2 separate regions of the Homo sapiens genome follow, and region 2 is linked to region 1. A link is a loop called in an ENCODE intact Hi-C map of the cell type or tissue named here. Cell type or tissue: GM12878. All regions are shown on one strand. Links, peaks and the distances in the headings refer to the core of each region. The heading gives the core; the rest is flanking DNA. Region 1 holds the start of LOC124903372. Region 2 overlaps LOC107984703 (a long non-coding RNA gene).

The links. A loop is a pair of places that touch in the nucleus more often than their neighbours do. Peaks named below come from ENCODE experiments on the same cell type or tissue, not always from the same donor. Only the 100,000 strongest peaks of a DNase experiment are listed, where the experiment ranks them.
Region 2: it touches region 1 in a loop (2.2-fold over the local background); 3 of 110 quality-filtered maps call a loop at or near these places.

The regions. Positions count from the first base shown.
Region 1 is chr14:95,654,863-95,667,283 of GRCh38, forward strand. LOC124903372 reads left to right here and starts at 9,951. Exons shown (of 2, transcript XM_047432042.1): 1 at 9,951-10,214. The coding sequence starts at 10,161. TCL6 (T cell leukemia/lymphoma 6) reads left to right here. Exons shown (of 8, transcript NR_028288.2): 4 at 7,618-7,802. RefSeq lists enhancers at 8,409-8,488, 10,558-11,205, 11,852-12,421. In GM12878, for the core only: no CTCF peak of the experiment used is centred there; DNase peaks (open chromatin) are centred at 7,189, 8,029, 8,709, 9,829 and 1 weaker place; H3K4me3 peaks cover 1,051 bases; H3K27ac peaks cover 4,349 bases; H3K27me3 peaks cover 185 bases.
Region 2 is chr14:95,721,360-95,733,780 of GRCh38, forward strand. The region is part of intron 2 of LOC107984703 (a long non-coding RNA gene); the gene reads left to right. Among named protein-coding and RNA genes, the nearest start is that of TCL1A, 13 kb to the left of the region's middle. RefSeq lists enhancers at 4,869-4,968, 4,989-5,058, 8,321-8,470, 8,531-8,610. In GM12878, for the core only: a CTCF peak has its summit at 4,870; a DNase peak (open chromatin) is centred at 4,802; H3K27ac peaks cover 2,256 bases.

The sequences.
Region 1 (12,421 bases), core at 2,980-10,979:
TTCACTGAGGAGTTAAACATAATCTTGAGCAGCACGTGATATTGTTTAGCTCTGTGTCCCCACCAAATCTCATCTTGAATCGTAATCCCCCTGTGTGTCAAGGGATGGACCTGGTAGGGGATGATTGGATCATGGGGGGTGGTTTTCCCCATGGTGTTCCCATATAGTGAATGAGTTCTCACGAGATCTGATGGTTTAAAAGTGTTTGGCAGTTCCCCCTTCTCTCTCTCTCTCTCTCTCTCTCTCTCTCTCTCTCTCTCTCTGGCCACTTTGTGAAAAAGGTGCTCGCTTTTCCTTCGCTTTCTGCCATGATTGTAAGTTTCCTGAGGTCTCCCCAGCGATGTGGAACTGTGAGTTAATTAAACCTCTTTCCTTTATAAATTACCCAGTTTCAGGTAGTTCTTTATAGCAGTGTGCAAATGGACTGTTACAGCACATATTCATTTTTATATCTATATTGAGTTATCATTTAACCTGTTTTTGAAAATTATCTTTTAACATGCATTTTTCTCTTTCTTATTATCTTCTTTTGCTAAAACCTGTTCTCCAGTAGCTTCCTAAGAAAGGGTGCACAGGAGACCCATTTTTTGAGCCCCTCCTTATCTGACAATGTTTTTGTTTGACCCTAACCTTTGATTAATAATGCGACTGGATGTTGAACTTGTGAAAGGAAAATAAAAACTCAGGACCCCAATTCAGTATGCCAAAAGGAAAAAAAAAAAAGAAGCTGAAAGCTGAGTCATGCAAGAAACTGCCTTTTCTTTTGCTCCTAAGTAGATGGCTACAGATAAAAGATTAAATATCTCCACAGGTAGCTACTCCATGTTCACCTTATCTTATGTAAAGTGCTGATTTACTGAGCAGGAGACAGATATGTAACTGACTATTCCCTAGCTGCTCTTCTCCTCTTGCAATGTGTGGATTACCATACCCTTCCTCTATCCCCTCCAGAGATGAATTTTTCCATGTCTGTTTCCCCCATTTAAATATTGAAGCCCTCACTATCATCTTTGGAGAAAGGGACAGATCATAGACTTGTTTCTGTGATTCTGTGTCCTTTTCTTCCAGGCATGTCCTTAACCTTGGCAAAATAAACTTCTAAATGGATTGAGACCTGTCTCAGATATTTTTTGGTTCACAAACTCTAGGGTGGGAAATATTTCCCCTCAGAACTTTGAAGGCATTGCCCCCTCATCTTCTAGCACTCAACATGGCCATTGAGATTTGATGGCATTTTAAATTCCAACATGTTTATTAATGAGACCAGTTTTTTCTCACTAGAAGTTACACATAAAATACTTAAAATAGTTCCTGGAATTTAATGAACTGAATTAATGTTAGCTATTACTATCATTGAACTATTTTTTTTCTCTGACATTCTTTAATATTTTAATTTTTTTTTCTAAAAGACAGGGTCTCACTCTTTTGCCCTGGCTGGAGTGCAGTGGTGCAATCCTAGCTCACTGCAGCCTCGAATTCCTGGGCCTAAGTGATCCTCCTATCTCAGCCTCCTGAGTATCTGGGGCAACAGGCATGTGCAACTATGGCTGGCTAATTTTTAAATTTTTTGTAGAGATGTGATCTCGCTATATTGCCCAGGCTGGTCTCAAATTCCTGGCCTCAAGCAATCTTTCTAGATTATAGGACTTCTTGGCTTCCACAATTGCATGAGCCAATCCTTTATAATAAATGTATATCCATCTGTATATGTCTTGTGTCTGTCTCTCTACCTATCAATCTATCCATCCATCCATCCATCCATCCATCCATCCATCCATCCATCTATCCATCCATCTATCTATTTTATTGTTTCTGTTTTTCTGGAGAACCCTGACTAATACAGAAGGTGAGCCCAACTTCTCACTGAGGATTCTCAAGCCTCAGCCTCTTGAAGTGCTGAGATTACAGGCATGAGCCACCGCATTCAGCCTCTGATTGTCATTGACAGTGATGTGCTCTACTGTGAGTCTCTTTTACCCACTGTGCTGGGTATTCACTGGCCCTTTCAACTTGGAAACGCGTGTCCTTTGGCTTTGCAAAAATATCTGTAGCATTGATTGCCTGATTTCTCTCCCTCTGATCAGGGCCTCTGCAGCATCCGACTCCAGGGCACTGTTCACCCCATATTCTATGAATGGCGTCCTCTGGAGTTGTGCTGTTGCACCTGCACCTTTTATTTATTTATTTTGGAACACATTGGAGTAAGATGCCAGACTGCCTTGATCCTCTAATTATCTTATCTCTTTCTTCTTATTTTCTATCTTTTTGTCTTTTCATTCTACTTTCCTCAGCTCTTGGTTGAAGAATTTTTCATTCTGCTTATGCCTTAAAAATATCTAAGAGCTTTTTTTTGTTCCCTTTTTTTAAAAGCGTTCCATTGTTGTTTGATGTGTGGGCTCTCCTGTTTTCTTTCTGAGCATATTATATCTAATTTTTGAAGGTTGTATTTTCTCCCTTGTTTTAATTTTCTGCAGATACTTTTTTCTTTTTTACTTTCCCCAATTTGTTTGTTTCTGACTTTCTTCCTCAATCTCTCCTGAACCATTGTTTCTTTTTAAGATCAGAGCAGATTCTTAGGAACTTTTAAAACTGTATGTGGGTGGGATTGTCACCTAGAGTGCTTTTTTGGAGAGTAATTGGATGGTGTGATAATTAATTTTATGTGTCAATTTGACAGGGTCTTGGGGTGTCCAGTTATTTGGTTAAACATTATTTCTGGGTGTGCCTAAGAGGGTGTTTCCTGATGAGATTAGCATTTGAATGGATGGACTGAATAAAGCAAGCTGCCCTCCTCAATGTGGGCGGGCACCATACCCTTGAAGGCTTGAATAGAACAGAAAGGCAGGAGAATTTCTCTCTTGGCCTGAACACTTGAGCTGGAACGTTGGTCTTCTCTTCTCTGTGGACTGGGACTTACACCATCGGCTCTCCTGAGTCTCCAGCTTAAAGACGGCAGATCATGGGACTTCTTGGCCTCCACAATTACATGAGCCAATTCTTTATAACAAATCTATATCCATCAGTCTATGTCTTCTGTCTATCTACCTATCAGTCTATCAACCAGTCCAGCCATCCATCTGTCATCTATCTATCTTACTGGTTCTGTTTTTCTGGAGAACCCTGACTAGCAAAGATGATGAGCCCAACTTCTTGTTGGGGATCCCCAGATATCAGCGGGCAGAGTGTCTCCTTTTGGCACCTTCAGTTTCTCCAGAAATGAACCTTTCCATTTCCATCCTAAGGGATTGCAAGAGCTGTGGACTTGCCAGGAGGGAAGGGAGCAGAGGCCCCCACAGTTCACAATGTAATGTTTCCCTTAAACACAGCCCCCACTTTCAGCTGGGAACCCACCCTTTCCTTGCCGGTGCTTTGTGTCCTCAAGACTGGACATAAGGTGTTGAGGTGTGGTGTGTGGTTTCACCACACAATCATTTGGGGTCTCCTGAGAGAGGTGGGGGGAGGGGTGTGGTCTGCTTGAGCAGGTGAGGGAAATGGATTGGGGTGCTAGCTGGTAACTGTATACTGACTTTCTTTTGTAGAGGCAGGGTCTCATTCTGTTGCCCAAGTTGGAGCGTAGAGTCATGATAACAGCTCAGTGCAGCCTCGAACTCCTAGGCTCAAGCAATCTACCTGCCTCAGCCTCCTAAGTGGCTGGGACCACAGGCATACACCACCATGCCCAGCTAATTTATTTTTTGTAGAGATGGGGTCTCCTATGTTGACCAGGTTGGTCTTGAACTCCTGGGCTCATGTGATCCTCCTGCCTCAGCCTCCCAAAGTGTTGGGATTGCAGGCGTGAGCCACGGTGCCCAGCCAGTATACTGACTTTCAGTCAACCTCATGCTTTCAGTGCCAGTTCTTCTTGGTGCCTGATGATTGCAAACCCAGGATTTATTGGAGAGTCTCTGTTCTTGATGCCCACCCTGCCCCTCCACTTTCCCACACCCCCTTCACCTTTACCATACACTGTCCTCAACTCTTCTGAGGCTGCTCCCAAGTGTTGGGTGCTTTGATCCTGTCTGCCATTGCCTGAGCTCCTGTTCTCTCCATCCCTGTGGGTCAACAGCTTTTATTTAGTTCATTCCCTTACTATCATTTTCATAGAGTTGAGGAGGTAGGGAGGAGATAGAGGCAGGAAGTTATTCTACCACATTTGTCCAGAGTCTGCCCTGTTTGGGGGCATCAGTGGGCAGAGCTGGAAAGCCATGGTGGCTGCTGAGATTTGGAAGTACAAGACCAGGAGGAAGGAAGGAGGATGCTTAGGTATGGGGCTCAGGTGTGGGGTTCAGGTAGCCCGTGCATGGTGAGGAAAGGGAACAAATGAGAAGAGTGTGGTAGATGGTGGTGTGTTCTATCTATTTTGATGGTGGGTCAAAAGAGGGAGGTGAGGAATGGGTTGAGAGGATTTGGCCCCACTTTGAATGCAGGGCGAGGGGAAACCAGCATCTCAGATGTGCCTCAGTTTGTGCAGGGCTAAGTGGGACCCAGAGCAGGAGGGGCAGACTTGGACGGGAGGCCAGTGACTCTGGAGTTTGCAGTGAATATGCAGGGTCCTGGGTGTGATGCTTGGGTTGTTTATCTGGCCTAGGGGAAGCGACCAGAAGGCACGTGCCTCCAGTCCAGCCAGGCTGCAGGTGTTAAAAATCTCTGCAGTCACATTTTCTGGCTTCTCTGAACAGCCCCTGTAGGTGCTCACACATGTACACATGCATGCATATATATTTATATATATATACATTTACATATTTATATATATTTAAATATATTTAAATATTTAAATATATTTTTATATATATTTATATTTTATATATGTGTATGCATACACATGCACACAGATGTACACACACATATGCACATACACATATGCACACACACACCCTACAACTCAGACCTTTCCTTTCAGAGCTACCCCTGACCGAGACTTCCTTGCCATGTTACAAATGAGCATCTCTTTTAGAGTAGTGTAATAGAACGTGGCACTTCTTGATAAAAATAGAATTCTTTGACTTCTGCCCAGGCTGCCTGGTGGGCAGGCTCACAGCCTCGTTCTTTCTCAGCTTTCCACGTTATTAATTTTTAGTGCCAAAAGACAGTTCTGCTGCTCCAGGCCTCCAGCTGAGCTCTGCTAGGTTGGAAGTCCCTTCTCAGCCTGATTCCCATTAGCACAGAGCTTGGAGAAGACCCTTCCTCACTCTGATCCTGCTGTCTGGAGCTGGCAGATGCACTCCTCACCCAGCAGCCAAGACCCATGCTCCTGGTTTAGAAGGGTCCGTCCTGACAGCTATCTCCACTAGGCAGCCCAGGGTTCCTCTGGACACAGGACCCTGCCAATTTATTAGTCACGGTGGCACCGGATAGACACAGCTTCACCCAGTGATCTGCCGGCACTGCTCTCTCTTCCTCCAGTCCTGGGCTTCTTCATGTCCAAACCACGTGGAGAACAAGATAACTAGGATCAGCTCTTTTGGAGATAGAAGTCACCTTCCAGCCTGGGATCAGTGGCATAGTCTCAGCCCAGGTCTGGAGACAGGGAGGCTGCCATGCCTGCCAGCCCCATCCAGCCCCAGCTGGCAGCAGTGTGAAATAGTGCTCGCTAAAATGAGCCTGCTGTTTGCCTAGATGTGTGTTTCCCAATAATTCAGAGACCTAGATAATGGGAAAGGCGAACATCTCGTATCCCCCACTTCCCTCAGCAAAAAGAGAACAGTGCCGCAGCCACAGGCAAGGTGGGTTAGAAAACCTGTCTGCTGGCAGATTATTGTCTGTAACTTGCCTCCTTAGTTCTTCCAACACTCTCTCCTTCCCCCTCCTCCCCTCCCATGGTCCAACCCTGAGGGTTCCAGCAGCAGCTGGGAGGTCTCCGATGTTATCTCAGAGCTCCCAATCTGCTGACATTTGAAAATCTTCTGGCTATAACTTGCTCACTTAGCGGCTGCTGCTCTGCAGCCCTGAGCCCTCCTAAAGGAGACCCTACACAGAAGAGTACAATGTAAACAGCCGTCGCCAGAGTCCCCCCAGCCAGAGATAGCCCTTGGGTACATTTTGCAATATTTTGTTTTGTTTGCTCTCAGACCGGACTTGCCCCCCTTTTTAGCACAGCCCAATTCTACTACGTATACTCCCTCCTTGTTCTTTTTGTTTGGCATTATATCCTAAGCATTTCCCTGCATCATCCAAGCTCTGTGGGATGTCATTTTTAACACCCACACAGCGTCCTCTGGTGTGGTTGTATGACAAGTCACTTAACTATTCCACACCCAAAGCCTCCCCTTTTCCAAACTCTTCCCTGGGACCTCCTGAAGGTAACAGCAAGATCTGAGCAGCGCTGGATGGATCCTGCTCTCAGTCCCCTGTCTGGGAACAACGCTGAGCCTTAACAGGGATGTCAGCTTCCTAGGGCTGCTGTAACAAATCCCACAAACTGAGTGCCTTCAAACATTGTCTGGTAGTTCTGGAGGTCAAAGGTGCAGAACGAGTTTCACTGGGCTGAAACCAAGGTAGGGCTGTGCTCTCTCCTGAGGCTTTAGGGGAGAATCTGCTTCCTGAACTTTTCTAGCTTGGAGAGCTGCATTCCTTGGCCCTTCGTCCCCCTTGCTTCTCTTCCAAGCCAGTAGTGTAGCATCCTCAGATCTCCCTCTGCTTTCGTCTTCACGTTGCCTTTCCTTTTCTGCAGTCAGATGTCCCTCTGTCCCTCTTATAAGGACATTTGTGATGACATTTAGGGCCTATGTGGGCGATCCAGGATCATCTGTAGATCTAGAACTTAAACTTTTTTTTTTTTTTTTTTTTTTTTAGATGTGGTCTCACTCTGTCACCCAGGCTGGAGTGCAGTAGCACCATTTCGGTTCACTGCAACTTCTGCCTCCTGGGTTCAAGCGATTCTCCTGTCTCAGCCTCCCAAGTGGCTGGGATTACAGGTGTGCACCACCATCTCCAGCTAACTTTTTTGTATTTTTAGTAGAGACAGGGTTTTGCCATGTAGGCCAGGCTGGTCTCGAACTGTTGACCTCAGGTGATCTGCCTTGGCCTCCCAAAGCGTTGGGATTACAGGCGTAAGCCACCGCGTCCGGCCACATTATTCTTATTTGCAAAACAAATACTTATCTGGCATCAAACAGATACTTTGCATCCGGCAAAAACAGGTGGAGGTGACTGAAGGCGAATGTGGGAGGTCATGGTGGGTTAATGATCGCCAGCGCTGTCCGGTGAAATCAACCACCTGTGACAAAGGTGGTTTTTCACTTTTACTGAACAAGCATGCTATTCTACAGTAAACTCCTTAACAAATGTAGCTTTTCAAGGTCCTTAGGACTATTACCTTTCAATATTATTGGGAAGTTCTTTGCTCTTCTTAGCAGACTGCGAAACTCAACTTTGTGATGACAAGATACAGAATAAATGCATATTAACTGAAATTCTAGGCTCACACCTATGTGAGCTTTTCTCTCTCTAACAAGATGTCAGGGCCGGTTCAGGGAGTTCATCTCCAGCCACCTGTGCTAATCATCGCCCATCCTTTCCAAGTATCTAATGACACTCCCAACCAAGGTCTCTATAATTTCCAGCCAAAAATGAGTTACAACATATGGAACATCTAATTTTCTGTTTCCATTCTAGTTATTTTATTCTTATGAGCTTGTGGGCTCCATCTACCAACCTCTGGGCAAATGCTCATCTGACTTCCATAGACACACAGCAAGCAGACAACCACACAAAGAGGAAGAGGGAGAATATTTACCAGCCATGGAACATCTGCTCTGTGCTTATATCTCATATGCATTATCTCTAATTATCAAAAGAAGGTATTATTATTATTATTGTTCCGCATTCACAGATGACAAACTGAAGATCAGATTGGTTAAATACTTGTCCAACATTAACTTAGCATTTGGGCATCATAGTTGGAATTAAAACTTGGGTCTGCTCATCTCCAAAAACACCCTAAGCCTTACCACACTCATGGGACACAGCTGCAGCTGCAGGTTCTGAAAGGAAAACTAAAACTTCAGAACCCAGTTCACTATGCCAAAAAGGCAAAAAAAAAAAAAAAAAAAAAAAGCCAAAAGCTGAGTCATGCAAGAAGCTGACTTTCCTTTTGCTCCTAAGTAGATAGCTACAGATAAAAGGTTAAATAGCTCCACAGGTAGCTACTGTATGTTCACCTTATCTTACGTAAACTGCTGATTTATTGAGCATGAGACAAATACGTAATTGACTATCCCCTACCTACTCCGTTTCCTTTGCAACATGTGGATTCAGTCATGTGACCATACACTGCCTTTCTCCTCTCCAGCCTACTTTTCCACTTTAAATATCAAAGCCCTCAAAATCATCTTTGGAGAAAGGCACAGACTAGCGACTGTTTCTGTGATTTCGTGTCTTTTTACTTCCAGACATGTCCTTAACCTTGGCACAACAAATCTCTAAATCGATTGAGACCTGTCTCAGATACTTCTTGGTTTACAAGATGGAGGCTGAAATTAAAGAGAAAGATCCTCACTCAACTCACAGAGGAGCAGAATGGGAAGAGGACTTAGTGAGAATTCCCTGAACACAGGAGAAAACCGAAGCCCAGAGAGTGGATGGCCAAGTCCAAGGTCACACAGCCAAGTGCATCCGAGCAGCGCAGGATCCAGGTTTCCTGCCCCAGTGCTCTTTCTGCAGCCCATGCCACCTGTTTTCATGCTATCTCAGTTCACCTTCCAGCTACACACCTGCAATCAGAAACAGAAAGTCTGAGAGTGTGTGTGGAGCCAAAGAGGGGACAGCAGTGGTGAGGCCAGTTTCATGTCTTGTGATTTATTTTCTCCCTTTCTTTTTGGACTTTAATCTTAAGTGGACAGCAATTTGGAACAGTGTCAGCACCTTGTTGGATTGTGCTGTTTGGGAGAGGTGACACAGAGTATTTTAAAAGAGCAGGTTAAGAACTTTTCACAAGGAATCAATTGAGAGAAAATAAAATAGAAACAGACTGTCCCACATTTGGGCTGAGCACCAAACACATTTTTTTTTTTTTTTTTGAGACTGAGTCTTGCTCTGTCACTCAGGCTGGAATGCAGTGGCGCGATCTCGGCTCACTGCAGCCTTCACCTCCCGGGTTCAAGTGATTCTTCTGCCTCAGCCTCCCAAGTAGCTGGGATTACAGGTGCCCACCACCATGCCAGGCTAATTTTTGTATTTTTAGTAGAGACGAGGTTTCACCATGTTGGCCAGGCTGGTCTTGAACTCCTGACCAAGTGATCCACCTGCTTCGGCCTCCCAAAGTGCTGGGATTACAGGCACGAGCCACCGCACCTGGCCTCAAACAAGCTTTTTAATTGCATTCAGAAGTGCACCAACTAGGCACAGACCTCTGGCATGGAGACAGAATGGGAGGTTCTTGGTGTCTGGCCTGGTCTTGCAGAAATCAGGGAGTTGTGGGGACCAGGCAGCCACTGTGCATCAGATAGGAGTTTCAGCAGCAGGCAACAGAAAGCCTGCCAATGTAGCTGAAATAAGAAGGGCTTATTTTTATCCCTGAACAGAAGCTTCCAGCACTGGTTCATCAGATCAGGGCACTGAGCTGGCATCCCCATTTATACAGTTTTCCTTTCCTTCACCTTTGTAAGATGCCTGGCACAGCTCTGAGCATCAAATATCTGTGCCATGTGGGAGCACACGAGGGGACAAGTGGGGAATAGGGTCTCCTCTGTCCTCTGTCCCCAGGCTGGCTTCTCTCGTGGTAGAAGGACCCCCACAGCACCAGGCCTCATAACTACCCTGCTGGTAAACTGCAGGTGCTGTCACGGCTTCCTGCCTTCGTATATGAAATGTTCCTTGGCAGCTGGACTGCTGTTTGTTTACCGCACGCACAGCTCTGCTGCCTCTTGGTTACACCAGTGAGCTATTGCTCCATGACAAGCCACACCGAAATGTAGCAAGCACTTATTGTTGCCCACATGTGTCAAGTCAGTTGAGTGTTTCTGCCAACCGGGGCCTGGCTTGGCCCACCTTGGCTGAGCTTGCTCTGGTGCTAGGGTCAGCTAGACAGGTCGGCAGGAGACCAGCTGCTCTAGAAGAGCCTGGACAGGATGAATTGGTTCTCCTTCCACGTGCATCTTGCATCCCTCCAGCCAAGGATTTGAACCCAGGTCTCGTCTGACTCCAAATGCACCAAGAGGATGGAGCCCAGAGTGACACAGAGGAAGAGGCCCCTGGATGGATGCATGGGGAAGGTGAGGCCTGGAGGTGATATGCTTGAGATTACCAGGCTCTTCTGAACCTGGGGGACCTTCTCCTATGATAGCCCTGCTCCTCCAGACCCAGCAGGTGATTTCCCCAAAAGCCGCTTACAGTGAACGCACCTGATAGCAATAACTTAAGCATCCCCTGAGAATGACCCTTATGGCAGGTGCAGGTGAATGTGGTTTGGAGTTCTGAGCTAAGGAATCTGGGAGTGGCCAACCTGGAGATTCATTCCTATTCCTTATCTATGAGGAACATCTGAGCTCCTGTCCCGTCCTGTGCAACACGGACAGTACAGGGGATCAAGGCCCTTTGTTTTGGGTTAGGTAAATGTTGCCAGGTGGACACTGTTGGGGGAGGGTGCTAAGTGAAGATGCTATATATGCTGCAAGCTTTTTGTAAGTTGTGTGGCTCTCCTGCCCAGCCCACCACTGCTAGATGCTCTCCCCTGCATGTAAGCCCCAGTAAAACTCCATGTCTCCTTCAGCAGCCCTGGGTCCTTTCTTCAGCCTCTCAAACCTGCTGCCATCCCCATTGGAGTAGATAGGGGTTCAGCATAACAGCAGCCACCAGCTGGGGAAAGGCGTGGCATTTGGAGCTCCCTACATGGTCTTGACTCTAATATGGAGGGAAAGAAAACAGATTCTGCCCTGCTCAGTAAAGCCCCCTACTGGCCTCCCACCCTGGACTGTGGACAAAGCTTTTTTTTTTTTTTGAGACGGAGTCTCACTGTGTCCCCCAGGCTGGAGTGCAGTGGCGTGATCTCAGCTCACTGCAAGCTCCGCCTCCCCGGTTCACGCCATTCTCCTGCCTCAGGCTCCCGAGTAGCTGGGGCTACAGGCGCCTGCCACTACACCCGGCTAATTTTTTTTTTTTTTTTCATTTTTAGTGGAGACGGGGTTTCATCGTGTTAGCCAGGATGGTCTCGATCTCCTACCTCGTGATCTGCCCACCTCGGCCTCCCAAAGTGCTGGGATTACAGGCGTGAGCCACTGCGCCCGGCCAACAAAGCATATTTTTTTCCTCTGAGGTCTTTACCCTATAACTGCAAGTGGTTTCATGACACTGCACATGGGTTCTTATCTGGGGTTGGTAGATTCAACTCAATTCCACAGGTTTACTGGGTGTTGCCTCCCATGCTTGGAGCCAGGAGGATGCAGGGAAATGGGGCTGCCACCATACCCGCTCTTCTTATGATCCCATCACATCATTGCACCCTTTGGGGCCTGGCACCATGCTCTGGCACTTTGCCTCCATCATCTCCTTTAACCTCTGAGCTCTGTCAGGAAGGCATTACTACTATCCCTGGAATACAGACAGGAAAACTGAGTTGGATTGAGGCTCAGAGAGGTTAAGTCACTTACCCAAGGTCACAAAGCTAGAGAGTGGCAGGCCAGCATCCAAGGCCAGCAACACGAGCTCCCTCTGATCCAAATGGTGACTCTATGTTTGATCAGTGCTCTGAGAACTCTCCAAAGATCTTTATCAACTGTCATCTCTTCATTGCCCAGGCCCAGTCAGGGAGCCACTTGGCTGCGGTCCCGCTGAGATTTAGGGGCAGGACCCCTGATGTGAGGTGGAATGCTTGGTCACGCTGTTCAAGCCTCCACCAGTCACTCCTGACTGGTTATGGACACTCAATGTGCCCCGTCCTGTGTGCAATGCAGTGTGGGAAGGGGATCAAGGACCTTGGCTAATCCCAGGCATTTCCCCAGAATGTCCCAGGTGTGGACCCCTTGGGAGGTGCTGGGAAGCAGGCTGGTGTCCCACAGGCCTTGGTTCCATCCCAGCTGTGCTGTGCTAAGCTGAAACTCTTTGGGCAGCTTGTTTCACCTCATGAGACTTCTTTTTCTGAACTGTTAAATGGGATGATTCGACCTCTGCTTGGCTTTTGGTGACGATTAAACGAGATATTAGCTGTAAAGCATTTCATCCCGGGTCTGGTATAGAAGAAGCACTTGATAAATGAAAGCTCTGTTGAGTATGATGATCCGTCACCCCAGGCATCAGTGGGATCTCACAGCAGGAACAATGCCTAACTCCTAACTGATGCCCAGTAAACATCGGGTGGATGCAATGTCCAACAAGACAGATATTCATGTTCAGTTTTACAGAAAAGGAGACAGAGGCCAGAAAAGGAAGAAAGTGCCCAGGTCAGCCGGCTAGTAAGAGGCAGAGTTGAAATTTGAACCGGGTT
Region 2 (12,421 bases), core at 1-8,000, 64 kb after region 1:
ACAAATCATTGTAGTTGTTATTCTTTTTAATAGTTTGGTCTTTTAACCGCCCCCCCTTTTTTTTGAGATGGAGTTTCACTCTTGTCACCCAGGCTGGAGTGCAATGGCATGATCTCGGCTCACTGCAACCTTCACCTCCTGGGTTCAAGCGATTCCTGCCTCAGCCTCCTGAGTAGCTGGGAATACAAGCATGTGCCACCACACGCGGCTAATTTTTGTATTTTTAGTAGAGATGGGGTTTCACCAGGTTGGCCAGGCTGGTCTCAAACTCCTGACCTTAGGTGATCCGCCCACCTTGGCCTCCCAAAGTGCCGATTACAGGCGTGAGCCTCCATGCCTAGCCTTAACCTTCATACTAAAGATATAAGTGATTTACACACTACCATTTCAGTATTAGGGTATTGTGAATTTGACTCTGTACTTACTTTTACCAGTGAATTTTATACTTTTATATGTTTTCCTGTTACTTGTTAGCATCCTTTTCTTTCAGGTTAAAGAATTCCCTTTAGCATTTCTTGTAAGGTATGTCCAGTGGTGACAAACTCCCTCAGCTTTTCTTTTCTGGGAAGTCTTTATCATTTCCTAAAGGACAGCTTTGTCAGGTAAAGCATTATTGGTTTGCAGGGTTTTTTTTTCCCTGAAGCATGTTGACTATATCATCCCACTCTCTCCTGGCCTGTAAGGTTTCTTCTGAGAAATCCACTGCCAGCCTTGTTAGAGCCCTCTTTTATGTGATATGCTTCTTTTTTCTTGCTGCTTTCAGGATCCTCTCTTAGTCTTTGATTTTTGACAGTTTGATTGTAATATGGCTTGGTGCAGTCTTATTTGGATTGAATTTGATTGGAGACTTTTGACCTCCCTATACCTCAATATTTATATCTTTCCCCAGATTTGGGAAGTTTCTAACTTTTATTTATTTGTTTATTTATTTTCTTTGGTGCCCCTTATGCACCAGGAAGCTTTTATTTTTTTAGATAAGCTTTCTGGTTTTTTTTTTGTTCTTCTCTTCTGCTTCTTGGTCATCCATAATTTAAATATTTGTTCTCCTGATGCTGCCCCATAAATTCTTTAAGCTTTCTTCATTGTTAAAGTTTTTTCTTTTTTCTCCTCTGACTGTATACTTTCATATAACCTGTCTTTGAATTCACAGTTTCTTCTTTTGCTTTATTAATTCTGCTGTTGATGCTCTCTGTTGCACTTCACATTACATTCACCAAATTCTTCAGCTCCAGAATTTTCATTTTTGCATATGATTTCAATCTCTGTTTATTTTTGTATATGATTTTGATCTATTTTGTTCATTTATGTTTCTCTGATTTAATTGAATTGTTTTTTTGTATTTTTATTGAAATTCTCTGAGCTTCCTTATAGCAATTATTTTGAATTCTTTGTCAGGCAGTTTATATATCTCCATTTCTTTTGGGTCAGCTACTGGGAGATTATTGGTTTTTTGTTTGTTTTGTGGTGTGGCATACTTTGGATATTTGTCTCCTCTAAATCTTATGTTAAAATGTAATCTCCAATACTCAAGGTGGGACCTGGAGGTATTTGGATCACAGGGAGAGATCACTCATGAATGGCTTGGCAGCCTTCCCACAGTAATGAGTAAGTTCTTGCTCTATTAGTTCATGTGATATCTGGTTGGTAAAGAGTCCGGGACCTCCCCCCAATCTCTTGCTTCCTCTCACCATGTGACATGGCCCTTTACCTTCTACCATGAGTAATAGCTTCCTGAGGCCTCACCAGAAGCAGATACTGGTGTCATGCTTCTTGTACAGTCTACAGAACCATAAACCAAAATAAACTTCTTTTCTTTATAAATTACCTAGCCTCAGGCATTCCTTTATAACAATGCAAAATGGACTAATACAGAAAAATTAGTACTGAGTAGTGAGGTATTGCTATAAAGATACCTGAAAATGTGAAAGTGTCTTTGGAACTGGGTAACAGGCAGAGATTGAAGGAGTTTGGAGGGCTCAGAAGAAGACAGGAAAATAAGGGAAACTTTGGAACTTATTAGAGACTGGTTAAGTGGTTGTGACCAAAATGCAGATAGAAATATGGACAGTAAAGGCTAGGCTGACAAGGTCTCAGATGGAAATGAAAAACTTACTGGGGGCTGGAGCAAAATTCACCCTTGTTACTCCCTAGCAAAGAACTTAACTGCATTTTATCCGTGTCCTAGGACTTTATGGACAACTAAACTTAAGAGTGATGACCTAGGATATCTGGCGGAAAAAGTTTCTAAGCAGCAAAGCATTCCAGAAGTGGCATGGCTACTTCTAACAACCTACAGTAAGATATGGGAGCAAAAATCCTCAGCCTGTTCATGTGGTAGAGAAGGAAAGAGCATCTTCAGGAGAGGAATCCAAAGGAGAAGGATCCATGCAGGCTGGGGAGCAAACTCTTCTAGAGAGATTAGCATGACTAAAAGGGAGCCAAGTGCTAATATTCAGTAAAATGGGGAAAAGGCATTACAGGAATCTTCCAGGTCACCCCTCCCATCACAAGCCAGAGGCCTAAAAGGACAGACGGGTTTTAGGGGTCAGGCCCAGGGCACAATTGCCCTGTGCTGTCTTACCTTGCAATGCTACTCCCCACATACTTGCAGCACAGGCTCCAGCCTTGGCTCAAACAGCCCCAGGTACAGCTTGGGTCACCACTCCAAAGAGTGCAAGCCATAAGCCTTGGGGCTTCCACATGGTATTGGATCTGCAGGTGTGCATAATGCAAGAGTTATGGAGACTTGGCAGCTTCCACCTAGATTTCAGATGTATGGGGAATCCTGAGTGCCCAGGTAGAAACCTGTCACAAGGGCAGAGCCCCTACAGAGAGCCTCTACTAAGGCAATGATGAGGAGAAATGTGGGATTGGAGCCCCCATACAGAGTCTCCTCTAGGGGACTACCTAGTAGAACTGTGCAAACTGAGCTAACACCCTCCAGACCCCATAATGGTAGAGCCACCAGCAATATGCACTCAGCCTGGAAAAGCTGCAGACATTCTACTCCAACCCATGAAAGCAGAGCCACATGGCCTGCACCCAACAAAGCCATGGGGATGGAGCTGCCCGGGGCTTGGAGGGCCTACCCCTTGCACCAGTGTGCTCAGGATGTGGAACATGGAGTCAAGGGAGATTATTTTGGAGCTTTAAGGTTTAATGTCTGCCCTGTTGGGTTTTGGACTTGCATGGTACCTGTTGTTCCTTTCTTTTGGCAGATTTCTCCCTTTTGAAAAGGGACTGTTTACCCAGTGCTTGTATTATCATTGTATCTTGGAAGTGAATAATTTATTTTTGATCACACAGCCTCATAACTCTAAGGAATTTGCCTTGAATCTCAGATGAGACTTTCGAGTTGATGTTTGGAACAAGTTAAGACTTTGGGAGACTACTGGAAACGGATCATTGTATTCTGCGATATGAGAAAGACATGATGAGATTTGGGGGACCAATGAGGAATAATATATTTTGGATATTTGTCCCCTCCAAATCTTATTTTGCAATGTAATTCACAATGTTGGAGGTGAGGCCTGAAGAGAGGTTTTAGATCATGGGGGCAGGTCCCTCATGAATGACTTGGTGCCCACCCTATGGTAATGAGCGGGTTCTTGCTCTATTAGTTAATATGAGACCTGGTTGTTTAAAAGAGTATGAGACCTCCCTCTTTCTCTTACTCCCCCTATTGCCAAGTAATATATCTGCTCCCCCTTTGCTTTCTGCCATGTGGAATAGCTTCCTGAGGCCTCACCAGAAACAGGTGCTGGTGCCATGCTTCTTGTACAGTCTGAAGAACCATAAGCCAAAATAAGCCTCTTTTTGTTATATAAGCTACCCAGCCTCATGTATTCCTTTATAGCAATGCAAATGGACTAATACATGGCGATATGTATTCTTGGCTTTTCATGTTTCTTGTTGCCTTATGTTGAATTCTGCACATTTGTTAAGATCAATCCCTTCCAGACTTTATGGGCTAGTTTCAATGTGGAAAGACCTTCTTCTACTTGGAGGTGTGAAGGCACTTCCTGGATGCTGTGTAGCAGTTCTGACACCAGTGAGGGTGCCACTGTTGTCAGACAGTGTCTCTGTGCAGCTCTGTCAGCTCAGGTGTTGATGTTGCTGAAGATTGCAAGTGGCCAACAGTGTGGATGTCTGCAGTGGTGGTGAAGATTGTTGGGTTTCACTGGTAATAGCTGCTAAGATCTTCTCAACTTCTTTTTCTCCAACTGGGTAAGTTGTGGACAGGAGTTCCCTTTTGGTACTGGGTCCAGCTTGTGGGCCGATTTGCATTGGCAGTGGCATTAGTATTGATGAATGGTACCCTGGAGTAGCCATAGAGCTGAGATCTGAAGCTTGGGCATGTGTGGAGGGACTATGGCTCTGGGGTCTGCTGGTGCCTGGGAGAAGGCACCCCTACTGCTGCATTGGTAACAATATATGAGATGTGAGTGCTTGTGAAGTGTCAGCCAAGAATGGGAGCACAGACATAGTCAGAGTTACAGTGGCTCCGGGGTTAGGGCAGGGCCTAGTTCTCTGTGGCAGCTGAGCAGATGCCTGAAGTATAGGCATGTACATGTGCAGAGAGACCTTGATTCTGGGCTCTGGGGTGTAAGCTTGTTCTATGGCTATGTCTCTGGTGTCTGACACACGGGTGGGTGTAGTGCAGCCACAGAGCCTGGTGTCTGGAGTGTGTTCACTCGTGGGGCAGCTGTGGCTCGTGTGTCAGGGTCATACCCAAGGGAGGGTGGTGGCTGTAGTCTTGAAGCCACACAACAGCTGTTTCTTGGGCGGGGAAAACCCTACCCAAGGGTTTTTTTCTCTCTCAGATTCACCAGTGAAAATGGCTGTTGTTCAACCTCAAGGCAGAAGATGGTGTTACACCCTGAGAAACAGGCTGTTGGGGACAGGATGGCTTCTACCATATGGCTGATGCCAGTAGCCTCTGCCTTTCTTCTTTGTTTCTAACCATTTTCTGGCATCTCTGTTCTGCCAGTCTCACAAGCAATCTTTTCTGTGCAGGTATTCTCTGTTTTTTTTTTTTTTTTGAGATAGAGTCTCGCTTTATCCCCCAGGCTGGAGTGCGGTGGTGTGATCTCGGCTCACTGCAAACTCCGCCTCCTGAGTTCAGTGATTCTCCTGCCTCAGCTTCCTGAGTAGCTGGGACTATAGGCACACACCACCATGCCCAGCTAATTTTTGTATTTTTAGTAGAGATGGGGTTTCACCATGTTGACCAGGATGATCTTGATCTCTTGACCTCATGATCCGCCCGCCTTGGCCTCCCAAAGTGCTGGGGAATGGGCTTTTGAGCCCTCCCAAGGCTATTTTGGTTTGTGGATACCTGTCAATATTTGTTTTGCTGTTTGGGAGTGAAGGCTGTTTTCTTTTACTCCACTATCTTAGGTGACATCACTCTACATTTACTTCTTATATCTATTTTTCCTTCCTAGATTCACTTCTTGATGGAGTAATTCCTCTAAGAGCCCTTATATATAAGGCCTTCGTGTGATTAACTTTCTAAAGATGTGCCATCCAATATGTGACCATTGTCCATATGTGGCTATTGAACATGTGAAATGTGCCCTGGATTTCAAAAATGACATACATGCATGCACACACACACACACACACACACACACACAAACACACACAATGTAGGTTACTCATATCCCCATATATGCCAGCATTCTGCATTTTGCTTATACATTTTGCTTTTAATCTTTGTCAACAAAAAACTCATGAATTTCTTAGTATTCTGTGTGTTGTACAAACAGATGGGCTCTGAGCAGAGCCTGAGAGGCTCCCATAAGAGCAGAGACATGAGCTGTAATATGTAGACATTAAATCGCCTAAAAGCTGCACGGAGAGCTTTTCAGTGACTGTCGAGTCCTGGAAACTCTCCTGGACAATCAGCGCTGCTGTTCAAGTACACTCTGGGCAGAGATGATGTCACAGTACCTCTCCATAAAGGAGGACATTATTCTTACATTTAATAAATAAATTGGAATTAGGAAAACTGTAGGGGAATTTGGGTAGAGGTGGGAAGCAGGCATTCAGCAGTCAGGTGCACCTGGGCAGGAGGCTTGCTGTGGCCTGGGTCCACAGGCCTGAGGATGGGAGGAAGCTGAGATCAGGCCAGGGTGTCTCCAGGTGGGTGAGGCCACAGCGTGGTGCACTGAACAGGTGAATAAATATAGCCCTGCATAAATTACTCAGCAACGAAGTGGAGCTGGGGAAGATTAACCAGGATTACACTGTATTTATAAACATGGGTTTTAAGCTCATTGTTATTAAGAAATATAACTGAGAGGGTATCATGGAAGATTCACTAACTTTGGCAAAGTGGAACAAAAATAGTAACAGTATTTATTTTTTTTGTATCACTAATAAATGAGAGTATTACATATAAGTCAGAGATTGCAGCTTGAAGTTCAAAGCTAGGCATCAGAGTCCTGTAATTGTATGCAAAATTTTCTTTATATGTAAATACATGACTTCTTTTTCTAGGGAGAGGGTCTAAGACTCTAAAAGTTAAGAACTACTGATCGTGTGGTTTATATTCATGATAACTGAAGTTTTTCTCCATTTATGACAACTTAAAAATATCATTGGCAGTAGGGGGTGGGGCAGAGAATTCTCCCTCTAGAGGACAACATCACATCTATCCTTGAGTTCATAAAGGTAGTAGACTAAATATAAATAAATCTTCTTTTCTGGGCTCTATCATGTCAAGTTATCGCACCATGTAATGATTTGGAAATGTTCACAAGGAGCCTGAATGCATCCCCTGATCAGGCTGCTCACCCCTTAAGAGTTAAAGTCCGTGCTCCCCCGACTCCTGTATTTCTTAGCTCCATTTGCCTTGCAAGGTGCTCATCTACTTTCTCTTCTCTTCCTGTTAGCATCACTTTCTGATAGTGTCTGTGCATCTTCATTCTCCTAATCTGTTGTCTAATTTTACATGATCTTATCTGAGTGAGAGGCTAGGGATGGCAAAGCCTGGACAACACCCATTTTTCCTAAAGCTTAGTGACCTCACTAAAATCTTTTTCATTTCCTAGTTTCTGTTTGAGCCAAAAAGCTGACCACTGGATTAGTCTGGGCATTGCTATATTGTGTTAAAATTGAGCAGAACAGTTGTGGCAATAACCTCTGGAGATTAGAATATATTGCTTGAAAATCAAGCCAAAGAGTTGCTGTTTTTTTTCCTCATTTTAATTTCCAACCCTCTATTGCCTGCTTTATCTCTTCTCAGGCTTCTGAGTGCCGCTGGAGAAGGTCATAGCATCTTTCTGATCTTATACATTCATCATGTCTAATCCCAGCTCAGCCCACTCAGCAGTCTTGATGATTTATTTCATTACTCACATTGAAGATTTCAGACTTATGCTTTTCTAACTCCCTGTTGGAATGTAAGCTCTATAAGGGCAAAGCTTTTGTTTTGTTTCATTGAATCCTACACAGCCAGGAGAGAGCCTGTCACACAGGAGATGCTTAAGAAATACTTGAATGAATGAATTGCTGTCCAGAAAGAAACCTTATATTGGGAAATGGCAGAAGCTCATTGGGCCACCCAGAGTGGGGCGGAGGGTAGCACAAGGAGCCACTAAACTCTACCTTAAATTCTTCCCTAATAACATTGGTGAATTGGATTTCCTGAGATTAAGAACTTCTTTTCATTAAAGAAAGTAAAATTCCACAGAGGAGGAGAAAATATTTGCAACGTACAGAACTGACAAAGTGCTCAGATCCAGAATATGTAAAAAAAAACTCTAACAAAGTAGCAGAAGACTCACTTCCCAGATTCCCCACCTCCTCATATTGTTATATTGGTGATTAGGTTTTAACAATATGAATTTTGAGAAGACAAGCAGTCAGACCATAACACCTATTAAAAGATGCCGCATTCCCCTTGCTGAGATAGTAGAATGGTAATCAATAAATACTGAGGGAACTCAGAGACTCGCACCGGCAGGAGAACAGGGTGATAGTGGGGAGAAGGCCAGCAAGAAAACGTGAGCAAAGGAATCTGTGTCACAAATAAGTTCAAGGGAAGGTACTATGCCTGGATGTGCACATAGGCCAGATTTATGCTTCTTTCCACCCAAACATCTCAGTGTAGCAAAGAGTAACAGAGCATCATTGCCGCCAGCATACCCCACCTCCAGCCACAGGGTGGTTTTCTCCTCTCAGAATAGAAAGAATGTACGATCAGGTTTTACACTGAGTCATTCCATTCCCAGGGGCATGCAGGATATGGAGGCCTTCCTCTTACCTCAACTGCAAGAGGCCTTCCTCTTTTACTAATCCTCCTCAGCACAGACCCTTTACAGGTGTCGGGCTGGGGGATGGTCAGGTCTTTCCCTTCCCACGAGGCCATATCTCAGGCTGTCTCAGTTGGGAGAAACCTTGGACAGTACCCGGCTTTCCTGGGCAGAGGTCCCTGCAGCTTTCCGCTGTGCATTGTGCCCCTGGTTAGTCGAGACTGGAGAATGGCGATGACTTTTACCAAGCATACTACTTGTAAACATATTGTTAACAAGGCACATCCTGCACAGCCCTAGATCCCTTAAACCTTGATTCCATATAACACATGTTTCTGTGAGCACAGGGCTGGGGCTAAAGTTACAGATTAACAGCATCTCAAGGCAAGACAATTGTTCAGGGTACAGATAAAAATGGAATTTCTTATGTCTTCCTTTTCTACATAGACACAATAACAGTGTGATCTCTCTTTACCCTACAGTCTGTAAGAGAAAGTGCTTCTCACCAAAATCAGCCAGGAGCCCCTTTCAGGTTTTATCTAAAGAAAACCTGTCTTTAACCGCCAGCCACATTTCCTGTTTCTTTCTTCTTTCTTTAACTCTTACACTTTCTTCTTTCGCTTATTAAACTTTTGCTCCAACCTCACCCTTGGTGTTCTCGCTCCTTGCTTTTCTTGGTTGTGAAACAAAGAACTTGGAGTCATGCCTTGGGCAATGAGATTGCTTCACCTGGATGGATGTGATGACTCGGTATTGTAAAGATGTCAGTTTTCCCCCAAAGTGGTCGACAAATTCAGTGTGATTTCAATCACAATAAAAACTTGACATATTCTAAATTTTTATGGAAGAATAGAGTTCTTCTAGCAGCAAAGTTAGAGCAAAGAGGGTGTTCCTTATGCATTTAAAAATATTCTAATAGCTATAATGATAAAATGAGGCATGATTTTTCCAACAACAGACAAATAAATCAAACGAATAGAGGAGTGAACCCAGTATTTATGAAGATTACATGTAAGATCAAGGTATCATCTAATGAGGAAAGCATGAGCCTTTTAATAAATAGTATTTTGGAAACTGCCTTACTATATGGAGAAAGCTAGGTTCCTATCCTTCACAGTGTTTTAAAAACAAAACAAAACCCCAAAACAAAAACTCTAAATGGATTAAAGAGGCACACATGAGAGGCAAAACAATATATATGTTTGTGACTCAGGAGTGCAGAAGAATCTCCTTAACAAACCCTCAAATTAGAAAGCATACAGGACACTGGGCACGGTGGCTCATGCCTGTAATCCCAGCACTTTGGGAGGCTGATGCGGGCAGATCACCTGAGGTCAGGAGTTTGAGACCAGCTTGCTCAACATGGCGAAATCCCGTCTCTACTAAAAATACAAAAAAAAAAAAAAAAAAAAAAAAATTGCCGGGCATGGTGGCGGGTGCCTGTAATCCCAGCTACTTGAGAGGCTGAGGCAGGAGAATCACTTGAACCCGGGAGGCGGAGGTTGCAGTGAGCCGAGATGGTGCCACTGCACTCCTGCCTGGGGGACAAGTGTGAAACTCCATCTCAAAAAAAAAAAAAAAAAAAGAAAGATACAAGAAAAAAAAAGAAAGCATACAGGAAAAAAAAAATGGGAAGAAAACGATCAGCAAAAATGACAGGCAGGTACCAGGACAGGGAAATGTATTTGCAGTATCTAAAACCTATGAGGAATTAACATCTAGAGCATTCCAAGAGCTTTTTTATATCAGCAATATAAAGACAAAAAGTCTAAAGGAAATCGCAAAGTCTATACAGAAAATTCAGATGGAGAAACCCCATTGCTTGAAAAGAGGTGTTTAATCATAACACTAGTCAAAGAAATGCAAATTAAAGCAACATAATACCAAATCACACCCATCACATTGAAAAACAATAGGAAGTCATCTAATACTGAATTCTGGGGAGTCTGCAAAGAAGAAAAACCTGCAGGCATAGGTGGTAGGAGGGTAACGGATACAGCCTTTCTGGAGATCCATCTGGCAGGATTCTGAGATTAAGTATGTGTACCTCCTTTGACCCAGCAATCCCACTCAAAGATGTAATCCCCCAGAGTAATAGTTGCTATAAGGGTGTTCAATTTAGTATAATTTAGCCCCAATATCTAGATTATTGCCTGAAGGATAAAAGCACTCAACAGATGTTTGTGAATCAGGAAATGAATGAATGTCACAAAGAGAGCAGAAAGTAAGCAATCTGCACCTGTAGGCATGGATAAGTAAAATGTGGTATATCCCTATGAGGGAAGAGGATACTACAGTAGTTACAAGGAGCAAACTGTATTTATGTGGAGCCACCTGGATAGACTGCAAAAGCACCTGTCAAAGGAAGCAAGTGAAAAACGGAATCAGATTTGTTGAAAAAATCCCATTCATGTAATTTTTAAAACCACACCCCTCAAATTATTTTTTAAAAAGTTATACATCCAAACAAATATTAGAAGGGAAATTGGGAGGACGCATAAGCACTAGATTGGATGCTCCATAACATCGACAGAATAATGGAGAGAAATAATGAGATACCAAAGGGGCATCTTGCCTGAAACTGTTACCAGAAAGGGGTCCCAATCTGGACCCCAAGAGAGGGTTCTTGGATCTCACGCAAGAAAGAATTCAGGGTGAGTCCATACTGTAAGGTGAAAACAACTTTATTAAGAAAGTAAAAGAATAAAAGATGGCTATTCCATAGGCAGAGCAGCAGCTTGGGCTGCTGGACTAAGGATATATATTTCTTGATTATATGCTAAACAAGGGGTGGGCAATTCTTGGAAATGAGTGTTCCTCCCCCTTTTAGACCATATAGGGTGACTTCCTGATGTTGCCATGCCATTTGCAAACTGTCATGGCACTGGTGGGAGTGTCTTTTAGCATGCTAATACATTATAATTAGTACATAATGAACAAATAAGACAATCAAAGGTCACTTTCATCACCATCTTGGTTTTGGTGGGTTGGGGCTGGCTTCTTTATCACAACCTGTTTTATCAGCCAGGTCTTTATGACCTATATCTTATGCCAACCTCCTATCTCATCCTGTGACTAAGAATGCATAACCTCCTGAGAATGCAGCCCAGTAGGTCTCAGCCTTATTTTACCCAGCCCCTATTCAAGATGGAGTCTCTCTTGTTCAAATGCCTCTGACAAAAATGTGCTAATGTTCCAGGAAGTGACCATGAGGAACTCAGTTCTGTGCACCTGAGCTCCTAAAAACCACCCACCTCCCAAAATTTCAGACCAGCTCTTGGTACAGAAAGTGGTCAGAGGAGGATTCTATTCCTTGTTTCTTGCCTCCCAACTCCCTTTCCTCCCTGCCTTGAATAACCTCTTTCTCCCTCTGTGCATCCATTTACCTGACCAGTCCCCACTCCCAACAAAGTGCCCAGTGCTCTGTGTCTGTAACACAAGGTGAAAGCCTTTGGGAGCAGAAAAGATAGTTTTCAGACAAAATTCAGTCTGCAACATGAGAGAGCAGCAAAATTAAAGCCCCAAGCGCTTTGTCCAGAGTTATTCTCTTTAAAGGAGGAACTTGGCAACTTGGCATGCACATGTTGCTCTCATGGAAGACAGAGAATGACAAAGTAAGCGATGAGTTTGAAAGGTTTTTACCCTTGTACAAAAAACAACTAAGCACCTTCTGTTTCCCTAGTTCAGTGCTGAGGAAAGAGAAATTTACTCAGGTACATTATCAGTCACCCTGTCTGCTGTAGCATAAGGAATATAGACCTTGGAATCAGACATTCCAGCATTGGCCTTGGGCTCTGTCATGCACAAAAAGCCATGTGACCTTCAGCAAATTGAGTCATTGATGATACTCAGTTACTGTATCTTTAAACTGGGGCTATTTATACCTATCTCAAGGACTGGTGAGGGAGTTAGGGTATGTCAAACTGGGAGCCCAGTGCCAAGATCTCCTTTAGGAATTACAGCCTGTTGGGGAAATAAGACACATGCTTTGAAACTTAAGCAACCATCTTGCTGGATATAAAACCAATATACAAAAAATTCAATAGTATTTCTATGTGCAAGAAACAGAAAGTAAAATTTTAAAAGTACTATTAAAATAGCGTATTATTCATATATAAATATAACAAAATATGCATGATTGTATATTGAAATTTGCGAAA